Linked DNA regions of Homo sapiens: region 2 is linked to region 1. A link is a loop called in an ENCODE intact Hi-C map of the cell type or tissue named here. Cell type or tissue: Calu3. All regions are shown on one strand. Links, peaks and the distances in the headings refer to the core of each region. The heading gives the core; the rest is flanking DNA. Region 1 overlaps LINC01031 (long intergenic non-protein coding RNA 1031). Region 2 overlaps LOC124904475 (a long non-coding RNA gene).

The links. Peaks named below come from ENCODE experiments on the same cell type or tissue, not always from the same donor. Only the 100,000 strongest peaks of a DNase experiment are listed, where the experiment ranks them.
Region 2: it touches region 1 in a loop (2.1-fold over the local background); 1 of 110 quality-filtered maps calls a loop at or near these places.

The regions. Positions count from the first base shown.
Region 1 is chr1:193,352,654-193,358,043 of GRCh38, forward strand. All of the region lies in intron 3 of LINC01031 (long intergenic non-protein coding RNA 1031), which reads left to right. Among named protein-coding and RNA genes, the nearest start is that of LINC01031, 51 kb to the left of the region's middle. RefSeq lists enhancers at 2,566-2,860, 2,618-3,817. In Calu3, for the core only: no CTCF peak of the experiment used is centred there; a DNase peak (open chromatin) is centred at 2,748.
Region 2 is chr1:193,762,164-193,767,553 of GRCh38, forward strand. All of the region lies in intron 3 of LOC124904475 (a long non-coding RNA gene), which reads left to right. Among named protein-coding and RNA genes, the nearest start is that of LINC01031, 460 kb to the left of the region's middle. In Calu3, for the core only: no CTCF peak of the experiment used is centred there; no DNase peak of the experiment used is centred there.

The sequences.
Region 1 (5,390 bases), core at 208-5,207:
GTCTCTGGCCTGCCCTGCAAATTTTGAACTTGCTAGCCCCACAATTGCTTTAGGCAATTCCTTAAAATAAATCTCTCTCTCTCTCTCTCTACATATATACACACACACACACACACACACACACACACACACACATGCACATACACATACATACATACTTTATATATACATATATATACACATACATACTTTATATATACATATATATATGTATATACACACACACACGCACACATACAAGAGGGGAGATCAAGAGCTCACATTAGCAAAAAAGCAGAACATCTTTTGAGAGACTACAATTAAGAAAGAAGTATGAAGATAGAGATTTTGATGGCTATGGTGTTCAGTTGTTTGGTGAAACACCAGTCTGGATTTTGCTGTGAAGGTACTTTTAAAGATGAATCAACATTCAAAGTAGTAGACCCTGAGTCGACCCATATATACGTGTCCTATTGCTTCTGTTTCTGTGGGGAATCCTGACTAATGCAGAGGTTCAGGATGAAGTGGAAGGATTTTGAAGATGCTCAGGTTAGCCATATCAACCTTTTGGTTAAATGAGAGACTAACATATGTGATGAAAATGAGGAGTGGGCTTAAAAGTAGAGGTTTCCAAAGAACATTTAAGTGGGTACCTGAGACTGTGACTTCTTCAGAAAAGGGAGTCTGTCTTATTCATTTTATATCCTAAAATCATAGTGCAATAGTTGGCATTTTGAAAGTGCTCAACAAATACTTGGTGTTTATCAAATAAGCTGAATGAGAGGCCTGTGAAGGGTCCAGTTAAGACTAGATTCTATGAATTTATTATGGTGAACAAATTACCATGGCTCTGTAACATTTGTGAGAATACAAGTTCTGTGGAAGTAGGGACAGAAAGAATAGACCATGGGAATCAGCACGGTGAGAACTATTGAGGGTCAGGAGGTTGAGAACAACCAGTGTGACAACCAATGAACTACGAACTAAGAAAGTAACTGTGATGCCCAGGCTGAGTTGAAAAGAAAAAGGAGCCGCACTGGGATTATTGGTCTGGGAGAACAGGAAGGAGCCAAGGGACAAAATGACTTAATGAAGACAGGGAGACTGTTTAATGGGAGACGTGGGGTAGAGAAATGGGAAGAAAGGACATGTCCATTGATTTCATAACCCTCAGGATTTTGGTGGCAGAATAGTTCTGAGTGGGAAAAGTGGCGGGTGGGGGGGAGAAATATTGTGATTATTTTCAGAATATATTATTTTTCTATTTATACATATCTTAATTCCTTAATATATAATCCCTTAAAATATATAATATATAATTTAAGAAGGTTGTAACAAAGAAAAAAAATACAGTCAGTTCCTGCATAGCATTTCCTACTTTAATTATGAAAAATTATGGAGAGCGGCACATCTAGCACTGGCAAGCTAGTTTGTTAGGTTTTAGGTCTTTATATACTCTAAGCAGCTATTGAGTGTAAAGAGCACTGAAGGTAGAAATAGAAGATCTTGGGCTGAATACAGTGCCTCTTGCCTGTAATCCTAGCACTTTGGGAGGCTGAGGCAGGTAGATCACTTGAAGTCAGGAGTTTGAGACCAGCCTGGCCAACATGGTGAAACCCCATCTCTACCCCCGACAAAAAAAAAAAAATTAGCCAGGCATGGTGATGGGCACCTGTAATCCCAGCTACTTGGGAGGCTGAGGCAGGAGAATTGCTTTAACCTGGGAGGCCGAGGTTGCAGTGAGCTGAATTGTACCACTGCACTCCAGCCTGGGCGAGACTCTGTCTCAAAAAACAAAAACAAAAACAAAAACAAAAACCTTGGTATAAGCCCAGTCATCTGCTAGATGAATGAACTTGGGCAATTTACATAATCTCATAAAGGTGTTAACTTACGAAAGTTTGATGGTAATACCTTTTACTATTATTGTAAAGATTAAGTGAAATGTACAAAAGTTCTTTTCAACTTTAAAGTTTAAATGCTAAGTAGTATTTTATAAATATTGATTAGATATGTTACTGTTCTTTGAGAGACATTCCACTTGAACAAGATATTTAAGGGTTCAATTTTAGTTATAAAATGGCATAATTAAAATGTCTTTCAGTTTATTAGTTTAACATATTTAATAATTGATAATATTTGATAGAACATTATCTATTTAATCCAAAATACAGACTTAAATGCACGGTAGTGCACCTTAAATGTTGTGACTTTCCTTGTTTACGAGGGGATAATTCTTATCATTTGTGTTGTTACCAATCCCCAAGGAGAGCAACAGCAGATTTTTGTGTGTGTGAACTTACTTTCAATACAATAAATTCCTAGATGTAGAAAAGTAATTATAAATTGTATATACTCTGAATACAACTAAAGTTAACCGAAAGGATTCATTTCATATTAGAGTTTATGCTAAAAATAAAGAAAAAATACTATGCAATTACACAATCTATGTAATTATTTTCTCACTAAATGTTAATTTATTTTTCTACAATTAATGCTTTAAGTCCTGAGATCCAAGCTCTTTACTGAATTCCTAGACTGGTGTTAAAATTCTACCCAGAATTTACACGTCTTAACTTGAGTGTTGAGTCCCTGTGTAATCAATACAATATTTGGTATGAAAATATTTGAACAGTTAATACTCATCATTTCCTGTACCTAAGGTGATATTTAATGGATTGTACAGTATGAGTCATGATATTGTGCAACAAGAATCCTTTGGACTTTGGACTCTTATAGAGGAAGAAACTCTTTCCATCAACATGGCTTTAAATGACCCTGATGCTCTGGCCTCATTATCACAGAAAGCAGAACTCATATCTTGGCAGGAAACAGGAAAGAGAATGAGAATGTAAGAACAGAACATTCACGTTAGAGAGAAAAAGAGAATTTGGGAAGCTTGAAGTCATTTCTGAGAGTATTAGTTAGGATATAAACTGGGCTGCTGCAACAAACCCCTGTCCCAAAAGAGGGGGGTTTAAATGAGATAGAATTTTATTTCTCACATAATAGAGAGCAAGGTAGGTGAGCAGTTCAGGGCAGGTGGCATGTCCTGCTCAGTGAGACCATCTAAGGATCCTGGATACTGGGACAGCTTTGCCATCATTAACATGTGACTTCTTTCTCTAGATGTCAAGCAGCTCCATTAGATGTCTCATTTCCCAGCCATCAGGAGGAGGAAAGAGGGAATGAAGAACAAGCTTCTTCCTGTGGGTGTGACCCAGAGGTTGTTCGTGTCACTTCTATTCACATTTGCTTGTGTAGAACTTACACAATCATACTTAACTTCAAGAAAGATTGGGCAACATAGTTTATAGCGGGGAGGATTTATGCCCTGAAATTGATGGTGTCATCTTTTCATCTTCCCTCTCTCACCATTAGCATGTAATCTGTAACTGAATTTGAACAATCCAACTTCCAAATGATTTCCATTTTTCTCCATATTCCTAACAACACTTTAGTCTAAAGCGTCCTCATCCTTGCCTAGTTTACTACAATAACCTAATTGGTCAGCGTGCTTCCATTCTTGCCCCACCAAGTCATTTCTGACACCGTGGCCGCTAATTCTTAAGAATAGAAACCAAATCATCACTCTTCTTTAAGGCCTTTAGTGTCTATTTCCATAGAATAAAATCCATACCCTGCACCATGAGCCGTAAGACCTGGCAATGACCTGGCTCTAGTGTACCCAGTGCTATCCTTGCACCATGCTTTCCACCAGTCACTATGTTCTGGCTTCTCTGGCCTCCACCTTTTTCTAGAACACATTGATCCTTTCCCCACCTCAGGCCCTTATCCCTGCTATTCTTCATCCTGTAAAACTTTTGCTGGGATCTCCGCGTGGCTGGCTCGCCCTCATCTCTTGGCACTCAGCACAAATGTCATCTATTTTGAGAATCTTTCCTGACTGCCCTTTGTAAAGCAGCATGTCTTGTTCCCAGTGACTCTTTATTGCATTACTTTATTTATTTTCTTCATAGCATTTATTAAATTATATAATAATCCTGTTTATTTGATTATTTAATTTTCTCCTTTCATTAGAAAATAATCCTTAGGAGGGCAGTTTCTTTGGCTTATCCTGATTCTCAGACTCTGGCACATAAAAGGAACTCAACAGATTGCTATTGAATGAGTGATTAAATGAGTTAGGTACACTTTATATATTTCTTACAATAAGAATCTGGTGCCCACTGTGGGAAAACCAGGTAAAAGGAACCTTACACAGATTTGCCTCCACTAGCTTTACTTCTGGCTTGGGTGTACTGCATGTTACACCTAAGCCATGAATTTATCAACCTCGGATGGTGTTTGAAGTTTTAGTCATTCTCTGCAGTAGGTTGAATGGTGGTCCCTAAAAGTTGTGTTCATGTCCTAATACCCAGACCTTGTGAATGTTACTTTATTTGGAAGGAAAAAGTCTTTGCAGATGTAATTAAGAATCTTGAGATCATCCTGATTAACTGCATGGGTCCTAATCCAATGACAAATGTCCCTGTAAAGGCAGAGGGAGATTTGAGCCTTAGAGGAGAATGTCATGTGAGGACAGAGGCAGAGATCAGGGTTTTATAGTCACATCCCAGGAATGCCTGAACCACCAGAAGCTGGAAGAAGCAAGAAAGGATTCTCCCTTAGCGCCTTCGGAGTGAGCATAGCCCTGCTGATGGCTTCATTTCAGACTTCCGGCTTCCTAAACTTTGAGAGAATAAATTTCTATTGTTTCAAGCACCTGAATCATCTTTAATATAAATAAGTCCCAAATATTACAGGGACTATACTAATACTAACAAATAATTTGTCGTTTACCTGAGATTCTAATTTAACTGGACATTCTGCATTCTTACTTAGTAAATCTGACAATCTTACTATAATCCTAGGAGTATATGAAAATGAAGAATTGACTGGGAATGATGTAGCGATTCTGCCAAGTAAGAACTGGCATCAAATAAAAAAAACAATATAAGTTGAAGTAAGTGAAATTGGTATCACAGAAATTATAAATATGCTATAAAGTTCTAAAATTTTGCCCAGAGAAGTAACTAAACAAAATGCCTAGAATTATAATGGATTTTAACATTTTAAATCTGATGTAAATCTTAGAAAATTTGTTTCATGTGACTGTAAAACACAAGAACTAAAGTCCATCTGATCTTGACTTAATTTTTAGAAATCTCTAGAGAATTAAGATCAAATTTGGGACTGCATCATATTTCTATTACCAGCAGTTTATTAGATTCAGCTTGAAAAGAGGTAAATTAAAACACGGGAGTTAAAAAAAAATTAGACTGTAAACAGCTTTTGATGAGGCACTTTAAAAGACGATCTTCCCCAAGAGCCTGCAGGTGTTTCTAGAAATGAGCAAGGAAACTCTAGAAACCCATTTTTCCTTCATATGCCTCAGGAGCAACTAAGAC
Region 2 (5,390 bases), core at 264-5,263, 410 kb after region 1:
AAACAATTACAACCCAGAAGTATTTCTAAGTGGCCAAAATATTGCTTAAACATATCCATTTGTAATGTTATGAAAGTTTTTTTATTGTGAAAACTCACGTACATTTAACACTAAAAATTTAGCTTATACAAATAAGATTTTACACACGCTGACCATCAGGATGTGCCTATAAAGATGCATTTGGTTGACTTGGCAGCTTTCTCTCATTACATCTCCTTGTCCACTGTAATGAATCTAAGAATTATGGGGAATAGTCAGGGAACAGAAAGAAGTCAACTGGCATATCTAAGAATAGAAGTCATGACGAAAACCGTATAAATAGATTGCACTCTCTAAAGGAAGTCATGTACTCATATATACAGTAATGCTATTATTAGGATAGTAGTGTTCTATTGTATGAATATACCACTGTTTAATGCATTCAGCAATTGATGGACAGAATATTTATAATTACATGTGTATGATTTTAAGGAACATTTGTTTTATAAAAAATAATTTATAAATTTGTTTTTTGGCATAATGTCAGATCCAGAGCAAGAAAAATACAGTGGATTTAAGATAGATAAGTACTTGATATAAGGAAATTTGTAGTATTTAGAACAGAAAAGTGTGTCAAGTTCTAGTCTGTTCTTCCACAGACCAAGAATCATTGACCTATTAGTTGTCAAATAGTGGTAAAGCACAGTGGTCAAAAGCATAGACCCCCAAGTCAGACCCCCTGAGTTCCAATCCATTTCTACTACTTATTTACTTATTATCACTTACTTATTTACATTAAGCAACCTCTCTTTCTCTCAGTTTTCTCATGCCTAAAATACACAAATGGTCCCTACATCATAGCAGTGTTATGAGGATTGAATTAACACTTGTGAAGAATTTAGAACAGTGTCTACTAGCCACCAGTTATCTTTTATTATTTCTTTTCTCACATTCCTGCAAATATACATTTCAAATCAGCACCACTTTTCTCAAGCCTGCCTCTTTGCACAGTTCGCCACTTTGCACAGTTGCCTGGGGTCATTCTAGCCAACTGGCCAAGGAATCAGTAAAGAATGGCCTTGCTCATTGCAAATTTCTTTATCTTTAGGACTCTGTTAATGAGGTTCTAGCTGGATGAACTTGGAGTCAGATTATACCCTGTCAAAGGCCATTTTTTTTGGCATATTCTAAATTAGCAACTGACTAATTTATCGGGTATTCCATATTCAAAAAATAGCAATTTCAAACCTGATGAAATGTAAATGTTTTATAGTCTACTTTATATTAAAAGTTGGCAAGTTTGGGATAAGATTGGGCCCTAGAAAACAATGATATTTTCTGTATGACTCATAGGGGCAAGCTGCCAGGAAAAATAGATTTTAACTTTTATTAACTTTTGCTCAGTCCTTGATTCTAGGGAGAGAAAGTGTTATGGGCTAAGTTTAATTGGCTCAACATAAACTTTTGACAATCGATGTTCATATGGAGCCTGAATTGTAACAGCTACCTGAGAGTCGTGCTGGCTGTGCCTGTGATATCTTCATCAGTTAGTGATTTTCAGTGACATAAAAGGGGGACATTTTCTGTTTCCCTTAAAATAGTTCCCTTAGTAAGTCAGTACTATCTTATAAATGAATTAAACAGTTATAGTGAATAGAAAGAGACAGGTTCTCTTATTTCTGACAACATTGAGGAAGAAACTTAGAATTATAACTGAGACTTGAAATAAGAAAGACAAAAATCAGGGAAAACATTAACCTTTATAAACTATGCTAGGTGTCTTCCTGAAGACTAGGGGAAAAGAATTCCTCATTCCTAGCTCAGAGGACCCCTAAAAGACAATTTAAGCACTCGTTAATGAACAAAGTTCTTGTGAAAGTTCATCTCCAGAACATCTGATGACTCTGACAAGATTTGATTTCTTTTTATAGTCAAAGACTATAATATGAGATAGAGATATGTGCATATCATTACAGGCATCCAGACCTTCTTTAAGATTACAGTGACATATAATGAAACTTATAATTACCTTTATAAAATTTTGTCTTGTTGGCTCAGTTCAGAGATTGCTCTGTCATTAGAAAAGGACACAGTTCTTTTTAGTGACACAGAAATAAAGCCTTTCTTTACCTCCTAATTCTCAGCATGAACTGGTCATTTCTTCTTTTAAAACCATCAACTGTATGGGAATTTTGGAGGTGAATGCCAGATCCAACTTCCTGTGTCTCCTAAGAGGAATAGAAAGCCTTTCTCAAAAATTCTCTGTTTCAGACCTGAGTGATAGGCCATCCTTCATTTGTGGATCAGCACATGACCCACTCCAAGGTGTAACTTGGGTGATCAGATTTTATTTGTCTGTCTTGTTGGAATAGAGTCAGGCAACTTGAACCCAGGAAAGGCCTCATGACTGATTTGGAATAACTTAATTAGTGGTGAGAAGTGAGACTTCTCTTAATCCTTTTGAAGTCAGAATAGACTTACATTAAGAAAAATAAACAATGTCAAGAAGCTCACAACCCTTAAAGTACAGCTATCAGGGCCAGTTGTGGTGGCTTACGCCTGTAACCCCAGCACTTTGGGAGGCCAAGGTGGGTGGATCATGAGGTCTAGAGATCGAGACCATCCTGGCCAACATGGTGAAACCCCGTCTCTACTAAAAATACAAAAATTAGCTGGGTGTGGTGGCATGTACCTGTAGTCCCGGCTACTCAGGAGGCTGAGGCAGGAGAACCGCTTGAACCCAGGAGGCGGAGGTTGCAGTGAGCCGAGATTGAGCCACTGCACTCCAACCTGGTGACAGAGTGAGACTCCACCTCGGGGGGGGGGTGGGGGGGGCGGTGGAGGGGGGAGGGGAGAAAGGCTATCAGGAATGTAAGTTGGTAAAGAAAGTTAAATAAGAATTCTCTACTTTCTACCCTTGGAATAATTGAGCATTCTTGCTCTCCCTGATTGTCTTGACATGTAACTGTTAATCTTGTGAGGCTTAATTACCCAGGTCCAACAAGTAATATATACTAAACCTTCTTAGATTGCAAACTTACAGCTAAATCCTTCTAGAACTGCTCTCATATTGCAACATTATTAATACTTCTCTTTTCTACCTTACTATTTTCATATATAAATCCCCTACAACTGTTTTTTGTTTTTTTTGTTTTTTAACTATTCCCACAGCTGAGTCTGTGGCATTTTTCTCTCTTTTGACTAATTTCTCTGTTTCTGGGCTGTTCTGAGGCTCCTGTGTCTTCTTTAAGGCTACTCCTTAGAGAAGGAACCTTCTAACTGGGTCAGGTCCTTGGAAATTAAAGCGGAACAAGGAGTGTACCCAGGTTCACAACACACTTAATTGTTTGTGGCCTTTCGGTCATAGCCACTTGATTACTCCACAAACTTTACTCTCCATGCTACTCACAAGTCAAAGAAGCAACATGAAACATGATCAATAAAACCTTTAAAATATTTATGAAAATATAAAAAAACCCATTAAACTATATTGGTTTGCTTCAAATTTAGTGTCATTAATCCATTTCAAATAATTTTACATTATTACATAGTTAACACCTAGTGTGTATGCCTACTTTCCTGATGTCAGCTTTGTAAAGAGCATTAGCGAGTTCTGGATCCCCATTGGTACCCTCCTCAAAGCCTTTTACTAAATTTAATTCAGTGTCCTAAGATTTCATTTAGAATACAGATACAGACTTACACCAGGCGCGGTGGCTCACGCCTGTAATCCCAGCACTTTGGGAGGCCGAGGTGGGTGGATCACAAGGTCAAGAGATCGAGACCATCCTGGCCAACATGGTGAAACCCCATCTTTCCTTAAAAAAAAAAAAAAAGTGCAGACTTTCTAGAGGCATGAAAGTCCTTCATTCAGAAGAGGCAAATTTTATTTTAATCACTATAAACATTCTCAGTAAGTGCTCCTGTCTTATAATATTGTAATAATAACAATAATGCTGCCAACTAATGAGTGTTTCCTCAGTACCTCTATCCAAAATCACTCACTATAAGCCAAGACTACCCAAGACCTGCACTGTATACGTGGAAACCCCTTTTCTTTATAAAAAAGCAGAGACTGAAGTTTTTTCATGAATATGAGCCACTTGTAAATGGTTATACACTAGTGTATAGAATAAATGTGTCTCCAATGACTGAGACTATGTGTAAAAATGAGAGTGTATTCGTTTCCTACAGCTGCCTTAAAAATTATTACCTTGCTAGCTTATTACTTTGTTGGCTTAATTGTTATCTTGTTGGCTTAAAACAACAGAAATTTATTCTCTCTCAGTTTAGGAAGCTAGAAGTCTGAAATCAAGGTATTGGCAGGATTGGCGCCTTCTGGAGGCTGCAAGGGAGAAGCTGCCTCTTACCTTTCTCCTACCTTCCGGCTATTCCTGGCAGTCTGTGACATTCCTTGGCCTGTAGCTGCACGACTCTAAACTCTGCCTCTGTTGTCACAGGGCCTGCTTCTCTGAGTGTCCTTTGTGTCTCTGTGTCCAAATCTCCGACTCCTTTCTCTTATAAAGATACTAGGCATTGGCTTTGAGCGTCACCTTAACCCAGTGTGACCTTAATTTAACTTGATTACATCTGCAAAGACCATGTTTTCAAATAAAGTTACGTTCACAGGGATGGGGGTAAGGGCTTATACATAATTTTGGGGGCATACAATTCAACCCACTACAGAGAAGATAGACAAAAAATATGTCAAATAATTCAATGGAGCTGCAAATCGAAGTAACTTCTTGTTATGAGATGGACTTGAACATTTTGGTTAATAACCTAATAAATTAAAAATCTAAACATCATTTCATAGATAATTTGTAATCATATTATCAGTAGTGTTTTTGTTGGTATCCATTCCTAGACACAGATGGCTCAATCTGGAAGAAATGATAATAAAAGCCAAATTATTATTTTTAATGAGACTCGAGCTTCAAATACAAAACATTTGGGCTCAAGGGATTATTATGTTTATAATTATAGTTAAAATCTTCTTGGCTTTTTTTTTTTTTTAACCAGTACAATAATTTTTTTCAAGGATGTCTTCAGAAAAATGATACTACTCTGAGGGTAAATAGCAAACATTTCCAATTTGCTCTAGAACATCAGTTCCAACAGAATAATTTTTGAGAATAGTTACTGCCAATCTGATCTAGATCAGATTGTTTAGGGCTGGCTTTTGTCCTAAAGGTTAGCAGATTATTAGAGAACTTACTTAACCACCTTTTCCTGTGCATGGGCTTTCTCAGTCTCCCTGTATATTTCCATAAAAAGGCATTCCATCCATTATGGGTTGAATTGTACGCCCCCAAAAGATGTTAGAGGTCACCGGTGACTGTAACCTTATTTAGAAATAGTCTTTGCAGATGGTTGGGTTTAGATGAGGTTATGTAGGTGAGGCCTAATCC